Linked DNA regions of Mus musculus: region 2 is linked to region 1. Evidence: chromatin loops called from intact Hi-C (ENCODE). Cell type or tissue: left cerebral cortex. All regions are shown on one strand. Each heading gives the region's core, and the rest is flanking DNA. Links, peaks and the distances in the headings are about the cores only.

What was found. Peaks named below come from ENCODE experiments on the same cell type or tissue, not always from the same donor. Only the 100,000 strongest peaks of a DNase experiment are listed, where the experiment ranks them.
Region 2: it touches region 1 in a loop (5-fold over the local background); 4 of 42 quality-filtered maps call a loop at or near these places.

Annotation. Positions count from the first base shown.
Region 1 is chr13:101,487,298-101,491,690 of GRCm38, forward strand. No RefSeq gene overlaps it. Among named protein-coding and RNA genes, the nearest start is that of Gm36475, 51 kb to the right of the region's middle. In left cerebral cortex, for the core only: no CTCF peak of the experiment used is centred there; DNase peaks (open chromatin) are centred at 504, 1,256, 2,586 and 3,888; H3K27ac peaks cover 4,000 bases.
Region 2 is chr13:100,890,264-100,894,656 of GRCm38, forward strand. No RefSeq gene overlaps it. Among named protein-coding and RNA genes, the nearest start is that of Gm41040, 29 kb to the left of the region's middle. In left cerebral cortex, for the core only: a CTCF peak has its summit at 2,077 (motif pointing right); DNase peaks (open chromatin) are centred at 400, 2,129, 2,683, 3,417 and 1 more place; H3K4me3 peaks cover 668 bases; H3K27ac peaks cover 3,636 bases.

The sequences.
Region 1 (4,393 bases), core at 109-4,108:
TGTTGAATTCAGTGACAGGTAAGTAAACAAGCATGAAATTTTCAGTCTCCCACTTAGAGGTCTTTCCTTGGATGCTTCTCCCTGTGGTCTGCCAAGCTACGTTCTGAATAGCCTGGTTCGGCTCAGTCTTCTTTTCGGAACTTACCACATGTATTGTGTCCACCTGTTCTCACCCAATTCTGATGCTGCCTTGGTGTATTGTGAAATTCCTCATCTTCTGGCCCCTTTTTGATGCCTGATCTAGTTATGGACAGAAATACCAAACTCACAAAAGGTTCTCCCCATCCTCAGAAACCCCCCTTTATGTGTATGTTACTCCTGATACAGCAGAGACCACCTGTCAGCGGAGCTACTAAAGGTTCAATGTATGAGGGGTTTTTTTCCCCTTCTCTCTCTCTTCTCAAGGCTCAATTTTCTAGGCAATTTACATTTGAGACTGCAGAGTAGTGGGTGTGTGGCTGCTTCCAACTTTCCCTGAGTGGTGATGTAATCGTGGAGCAGCCATCTGTAGTTCCTCCATCTGGTTGGTGAAGGCTGCTCTTGCCAAACCAGGAGCAATGCACCAAGGCCAGTCTCACCTTTCCAAAGCTGTGACAGGCAGTCTACCATCTCTGGGTCTTCAGAGTAGATGGCTTATAGATGGGCTATATTTATTCCAGTGCTAGGAAAGACCTGCAGAGCTCTGTGTCTTGATATCTTCATCAATAACATGGAATGAACCTGTCTCCCCTTATAAATTTGATCTGAGGATTGGGAAGCATACAGACAGCTTTTGTATATGGCATGAGCTTGGCATATGATAAATGTCCTCATTCCCTCTGTGGCATGATCATCTTGGGATTCTCACTGTTAAGCTACAGTCTGATTCCCCCCCCCCCCATTACTAGAACCAACTCCATGGCAGCATCTTGCCTTACTGGGATTTACATAGGATGCTAGAGCATTTAAAATAACAAAACTATGATCTTGGTGATGGACCTGCCACTCAACTGGATGACTTTAGATTAGCACATTTTTTTTCCAGGAAAGCAAAAAGATTAACTTGAAGAATTGCTAAAAATCTATGCTTCTACCATAACATCTGCTGAAGGATGTGATGAGAGAATGCATACTCTGCATGAGAAGTGAGCCTTCTTTCTCCCTTAAATGGATGCGTGCTATCTTAAAGGCTCTGTGATCACATTGTGGACTTCTTTCCAATAGGCTCACTCCGGACTCCAGCCTAAATCATGAGGTGGCTTCTCAGACTCATAGAGGGATGGTATCTTTTAACACTGACGTCTCATTCCGAGACCAAATCCTATGAAGCAATTCCTATGACCCAATTTCCATGAAAGCTTCTATTGCTCTTACTGCATCTGTCTGGTGACTCCGTGAGTGAGAACTGAGGCCTGCTGGGGAGGACGAAAGGGAAGAAGGGAAACTTGGATTCAAGTTCAACAGCTCACCATGTGTCACTCACAAAGCTGACACTGGACACTCATGCGCATAATTAGGGAAGACACATTCGAGGACTTTCCCTACCTAGTAACAATGCAGTGAAAGGACTGATGCTGGGGATTGCTTTGAGATTGGCAAGTAAAAAAATGTGATGTGGGTTCCATGGCAAAACTGCCAGTTCTGTTCATATTAACATCTCTATATAAAAGGAAAGATCCCCCCTTCAAACTCTTGACTTAAAACTGAACCATATACAGTACAACCAATCTAGATGCTACCTTTGAGTCTGCATGAAACAGAGCCTCAAGAAAGAGTTCACTGTTTGTTCCTAATACCATCACAAGTATCTACCAGGTATCTAATAAGGCACCTGTGGTGCTTGGCTCATGTGAAGTGGCGCTGTTAGAATGTGTGGCCTTGTTGGAGGCAGTATGTCACTGTGTAGGCAGGCTCTGAGGTCTCTTAGTGCTCAGGCTCCTCCCAATTCTGAAGAGAGCCTCCTCTTGGCTGACTTTGGATCAAGATGTAGAACTCTCAGCTCCGCAAGCATCATGTCTGCTTACACGCTGCCACACTTCCCACCACGATAATGGACAGAACCTCTGAACCTGTAAGCCAGCTCCAGCTAAATGCTCCCATTTCTAAGAGTTGCCTTGGTTATGGTGTCTCCTAACAGCAATGAAACCCGTCCCTTATGAATGCTGAGGTGCAGAACCAGTTGTAACTTCACCTATACCTTTCAAGAACAGGAACCTGGAACTAAATCCAGGTGTTAATAATTATTTGAAACTGGGCAAAGGTCTAACCAGTAGGAGGGAAGATGTAGAAACAGGTGTCAAAATTAAAAATTATTGTTTAAGTTGAAAGATAAGCTCAACGACTTGTGGCTCTAACTCCTACTTCAGTATATTCCCTTACTCGGTGTCTGGAAGACAGGAGGGTCATGGGTCTCATCTGACAGAAGTGCCAGCTACTTCAGTTTTTACAAGTTCTTTGAGGAGTTACAGATAGACTCAGAAACAGCTGTTAGGAGCCAACTCAGATGCATGTGGGCATAGCCAATGTGCCCTACTTTGTTGGTTTGGAAGGTAGAATGATGCCACATGGCTTTGAATGCCCAATTTATAATAATCCCATTCCTTTGTTCTCCCTGAGAAGTTTGTACCTTGGTTCCTGACTGTTGCTTATGAAAAGTCTGAAAATCTTAGCCCACATTCCCTCATGGCAGAGATAACTGTTCTTGCTGTGTCTATGATAGAATCAGAAATTCTGTCAATGTGATACAAGCAGAGAGGCTGCCTGGGCCACAGGTGCTTGAGCCAGAGATGGCTGGAAGGCCAGCTGCTTGTCCCCAGAGTAGCCTGTTCCACCCAGCATGGAGGCTCGGTGCCTTAGCAGCAGGGCCACAGCAAGGCAAGTTTTCTTTCCCACATATTAAGTCATTTTCACCAGGCAAGGCCAGGTGTGAGGAGACTGAGTGAGGAGAGGGGAGCATCAGGGTCAGACAGCTCCCCTCGGACAACCTTGACTCTCCTGTTGAATTTGAATCACTCAATACCTGATGGTTTTCTTCCTGGGTTCCCACTTCAGTGTCCTTTTCTGTTAAAGTAATAAAGCAAAAAGTATTTTAATGTTTCAGAGATATCCCAATAATAATAATAATGGAAGGAGTCTGAATTTCTTTGTTCTTCAACTCCTCTGAATCCCACTACAAATGTGTGCTTGCAAGACAACACTGTTCTTTGGTGTTGCCAATAGTAGCCAGGCACCAAGATCTTAACAAGCCAGGGGTTATCCTGTTCAATCTCTTCCACAGAAGCTTTGGCAAGGGAAACACTTGCTTTATGCTTGCTGAATGTTTCTCAGAGGTCTGTCACACCAGGATTGTCCCCCGTCAAAGAAACATTCAAGTGCCACTTTATAAACAATAATGGTAACAAATAATACTTTAAGATCTGCATCATCAGAACCCTGGTGATGAAGACAAACTGACAACCCCATGAGAACTCCATATGTGCTGACATACCGTGTGTGTCATCTTTGTTTATACTAAATGAAAGGAAAGGCAGGAAGGGGAGGGTTCTGAGCCCCCTCCCCCCAGTGTGCAGGTTCTGTGCTCAGTCCTGTTATACTTTGTCTCTTAGAAGGCTGCCATACAGAGAAGTTAAGGAACTTGCCCTGATCATGTATCCAGCACATGGCAGAATAGAGTCCTAACTCCAAAACCTATGGCCCTAACCACTTCACTCCAATACCTCTCTGGCTATTTAAAAAGACAGAAATACAGAAACCATGAGGTAGAAGGCCAACTAATGCTCTCCCTCCTGGGCACTGTGCTCTGTGCCAGGTGCAGTTTGGTGACTGAGGCTTAGGAAGCTCTGGTTGTGCCGAGAGGATGTGCTATGTGCGGCATGCAAATGAGAGCGTTCAAGATGGTGTTCTCTAGCAGGCTTGCCACCGAATGCTGTCGGGAAACTAAAATTGTCCAGGCTATTTTGAGACCAAGCTCCAACTCTCATCAAGTTTTCCCTTAGAGTAAATTGAAGTTCATGAATCTAAGATCTTTTCTTTGCTTCATATTTCAGGTGGAGCTGCATGGCTAAATTTTATGCTCAAATTCATGTCACCACAGTCCCTGAATCTTCTGCAAGAGCCCAGTGCAACCCCATGGTCCCATGTGAGACCAGAGAGCTTGATTCTCTAGGTTTAAAAATATAGAGAAGAAAGGCAAGAGTCATTTGAGAAAATGAGCACGGGACTGGGGGTAAAATTAGAATCAGCCACTGAGTGTTTCGCAGCCCATAGGCTGAGAGAGGTTTACTTTTTACATATAAATTATAGAGTTTTCCCACCTTGAGACAGAAATCTGACCTGCCAGACAACATTTTTTTTCTTCCATCTTTTTTTTTTCCCACCAAGTAGAAATGACTTGGCAAAAGGTGTGTTTTCATTC
Region 2 (4,393 bases), core at 306-4,305, 600 kb before region 1:
CCCTCCCTCCCTTCCTCACTTCCTCCTTCCCTCCTTTCCTTCCTTCCTGCTTTCCTGCCTTCTTCCTGACTCCCTGCCTCCCTTTCCGGGGAGAATAACAGTTTATCTAGGCAAGGGGGTGGGAGGTGAGCATGGCATAATACAAGGTAGAACTGTCAAAATTTAATATTCATCATCCTATAAACATTGATGGTCCCTCTTAGCAAAATTACAATCCATTGGGAAGACTGTATGTGGCGGGGTTGTGTGTGTGCAGGTGGCTGTGCACGCATGAAGTCATCTTCCATGGTGCAGAATACGTAATGCTGAACCGGAGAACTCCAGGAGTAGTGACATAAACATTTTAGAATTGCAAGGGTAAGGAGGAGATGGGATCGCCAGGGCTGTGTGTGTGGGAACAGGATTGTGGAATGACTTATGTACTGTGTGCATGAATAACTTCCCTGTGATGAAAAGCTGCTTTAAAAAGAATTCTCAGGACTCACTGAGAGATGGCTCAGCAGTTAAGAGTGCATACTGCTCTTGCAGAGGACCAGAGTTAAGTTCCTGAACTTATGTGAGGTAGGTCACAACCTAACACCAGCTCCCGAGGATCTAATGTGTTCTGGCCTCCTCAGGAAACCATGTTTACAAACACCTCCCCCCTTACATATAATTAAGATGCTAAAATAAGGGACTGGAGAGATGATGGCTCAGTCGTTCAGCGCATTGGTTGCTATTCTAGAGGACTCAGGTTTGATTCCCAGCACCCACATAGTGGTTCACAAACATTTACAGTTTCACTTCTAGGAGATACCACACCCTTTTCTGGTCTCTGCTATCACCAGGCACACAAATGGTGCACAGACATTGTCTAGTCAGGGTTCTCTAGAGTCACAGAGCTTATGGAGAGTCTCTATATAGTAAAGGAATTTACTGATGACTTACAGTCTGCAGTCCGATTCCCAACAATGGTTCAGTAGTAGCTGTGAATGGAAGTGCAAGGATCTAGCAGTTACTCAGTCCCACACGACAAGCAGGCGAAAGAATGAGAGTGAGACTCCCTTCTTTCAATGTCCTTATATGGTCTCCAGTAGAAGGTGTAGCTCAGATTAAAGGTGTGTGCCACCACATCTTTAATCCCAGAAGACCTTGAACTCGGAGATCTCCCTGTCTTAATCTTCTGGAATCCATAGCCACTATGCCTCAAGATCTCCATACCAAGATCCAGACCAGAAACTTCTATCTCCCAGCCTTCAGATAAGGGTCACTGGTGAGCCTTCCAATTCTGGATTGTAGTTCATTCCAAATATAGTCAAGTTGACAACCAGGAATAGCCACTACAGACATGCATGCAAGCAAAATATCCATACATATAAAATAAAAAAACATTGTTACACAAAGCTAAAATAAAGAAAAAAAGAAAAGAATTATTGATATATGAAATCATTTATAGGAATAGGAATATGTTGATTTTGGAGACAAAGTTTGAGCTTAGACACATTTTATTTGGGGGGGGGGTGATTGTTAATTTCTCTGTTCCCTAGGCCTGAGGAAGGGTTGAGTACAGTCGGTTCCTACAACTTTCCTATCTCCCCTTATGCCACATTCACATCCTACTCTTATAAAAGGATAAAAGTGTCCATTATTTTGTTTGCACAAACTGGAAAAACAATAAGGTTCATTTTACCAAATTTTTCTTCAAAACTGAAACCTAGAGAGATGAAACTTTGGAAAGATCAATCTTTTAGAAAAACATATTACATCTTATTTATCGATCGTGAGTCTGTAAAGGGCATGCATCACAGCCCAAATGTGGGGGTCAGAGGACAACTTGTAGGAGTTGATTTTCTCCTTTTACTATGTGAGTCCAAGGGATGGAACTCACGTCACTAGCCTTGGTGGCAAGTGTATTTACCCCTTAAGTTACCTCGCTGGCTCAGGTAAGCACCACCTCTTGGGAGTGGGAGTCCCAGGAACCTTCTTATTCCTCGAGGAATTAGTAAATTCACCAGAACTAAGAACTTCCTGCAAATGCCTCTCCAATCCTTAGTTCTCAAGGAGCGAGGGCTCAGCCTGCACTGCCACAATTCGCCATTAGAGGGCAGTGCAGCCGCGAGAGCCGAGGAAGGAGGGGGCGAAGGATGCTTCTTAGCACTTGGAGAGTGGGAGGAAGTGTCTCGCAATGTTTGCACTTGAAGCATCTCAGTAGTTAGATATTTCACTGGCACAAATGGCGTGTCCTCTTCTAAATTTTGTGCGAATATGAAAAGGCAGTAACTTTGATCTTAGTGCATGTTCTATGGCTATCTATTTCGTTTCGAGCCAGGAATTTATTAGGACATCGAAGGGAAAGGCAAGAAGAACTTTAGATGGGCACATCTCTATTTCCCTACTTTTGCGATAGATTTAGTACACGCTCTGAAAGAATACAGTGCCGGCTGAAAAGTGCTCTGTTTCCTCTCTATTATTCTAAAATAGATGTGCTTCTCTCACGCATGGATGGACCATTTACCCCTGATTTGTATCTCGGGGACAAATCTGACTCGTTAGCGCCGTTATTTGTAAACTGCTAACCTGGTTCCCTGCGCTCTTGTAACGCTATCTTGATGGGTTGCTGTGAAAATGTGAAGCTGCCTGTCAGGCAGGAAAAATTATGTAAAAATGATGTGGGTATAGAAAATGGAATCGACAAAATGTAATAAACTCCCCCTGGGCTGGAGAGCCGAGCTGCATATGTAATGAAGTAGTTTAGGATTACGTCACCTTTTATATAACATCTGGCAGTGACTTTTATTTCAGAGCTAATTTGAAGAAGCCGGGAGCTCTTTTTTTTTTTTTTTCCTTCTCCCTCCCAGAGCCTGCCTTTATCTGAAAGAAGTAAAAGGAACAGTTACATTTTGCATGCAAAGGAAGCTGGAGTGGTTAGATTATTTCCTTGGGGTAATGGAGAAAGGGAAAAAGAAATAGAAGAAAGGTCAGGTGAACACAGCAGAGGGGATGGATAGGTTTGTGGGATTCTTAGACACACTGGACCAGTGCAAGCAGCCAGACAGATAACCTGGGTGGCTTGGCTCTCCTCTCCTCTTCCCTCTCCACTGCCCTTGCTTGGTCAGCATATACCTGATCCAAGAATACCATGGCAATAGTTTGTCTGTAAATATTTGATTCGTAGTAACAAGTTATAAAAATGTCTTAGATGATTGCTTAGTCCTTTGGTTTCTTTATCTTTCAAGGAGAAAGCCATCCCTCCAAACAACACCTGCCTTCCCTACAGTGTCCAGAAGCACACATCTGTTACAGTATTCACACAGTCAGCTCGACTCTGTCTTTTTGTCTAGATCAACAGTGATGAAGGTCTACGAATTTCCTCTCGTGGAAGAGAGAGCTCAGGATGGTTGGGACCATCTTTGCATCTCTCCTTTTTTTGCTGCTCCAAGCTTCTCTGCCAAGCTTGTCTTGTCACAGTCTGGTCCTTGCTGACTGAACTGTGTTTGATGACCTCACTGTCCCTCTTCATGATATGTTTTGAATCTTCCAGTCTTACTAAAACCCCAAGATATCCTTTCCTGAATCCCAAGGCCACGTGTATAATTCAGACGGGAGATTTTCTTACTTTTTTTTTTTTTTTTTTTTTGTGGCTGATGACTTTCCAACAGCGTGTTTGAGAGTTAGTGGGATGTTTCAAAGTCAAACAATAGATTTGCATATGATAAGGGAGAACGTGTTCTCAAGAAGCTGAAGTATGCTATGAAATCCATAATTATGATTTCTGCCAGTGCCGCCTTCTTCAGGCCTTGGCAACCCTATGGGTGAGCGAGAACAGGCATGTGGGCGTCAGTGGGTGGGAACTGCCAGTCGTTGTGGGTTGAGGGAAGTTAAATCCAGGAATCTTTCTTTTCAAGACTCGGGTCTTCTTGTAATCCCAGCCTCAGAAGGCAAGGGCTATGCTAGAGGGTCTAGATGTCAGCCTACGTCCTGAGGACAACTATGTGAGAGCCTGTGAGATGATCGTCATATCAGTGGACACGGTGTATTGGGTGGACATGGGTAGAGTGTTGGAGCAAATGGGGCCAGCCAAAGGACCCTTTGGTGGATTACCATCATGTGGGCTAGCAAGCTCTAGGCCATGAACCCCGAGACTTTGTAGGCAAGGAGTGGTCTTGGCTTTGTTTGTGGGGACTTTTATCTGGTAGCTTGGGAGGCAACTGCTGGAGGAGTTCTGTTGTCCTAACTTGGACTTTACCTTCCTCGAAGGAACCATGGCTGCTGGTCACTGGAGTAGCTGTATTGTTACTCTTTAGGGATAATCTCTCGTGCACTGTGTGGAGGCATCACCTGTCAATAAAGAGCTGATGGCCAATGAGCTGAAGCAGGATTAGAAGGTGGGACATTTGACAGAGAGAGGGGAAAG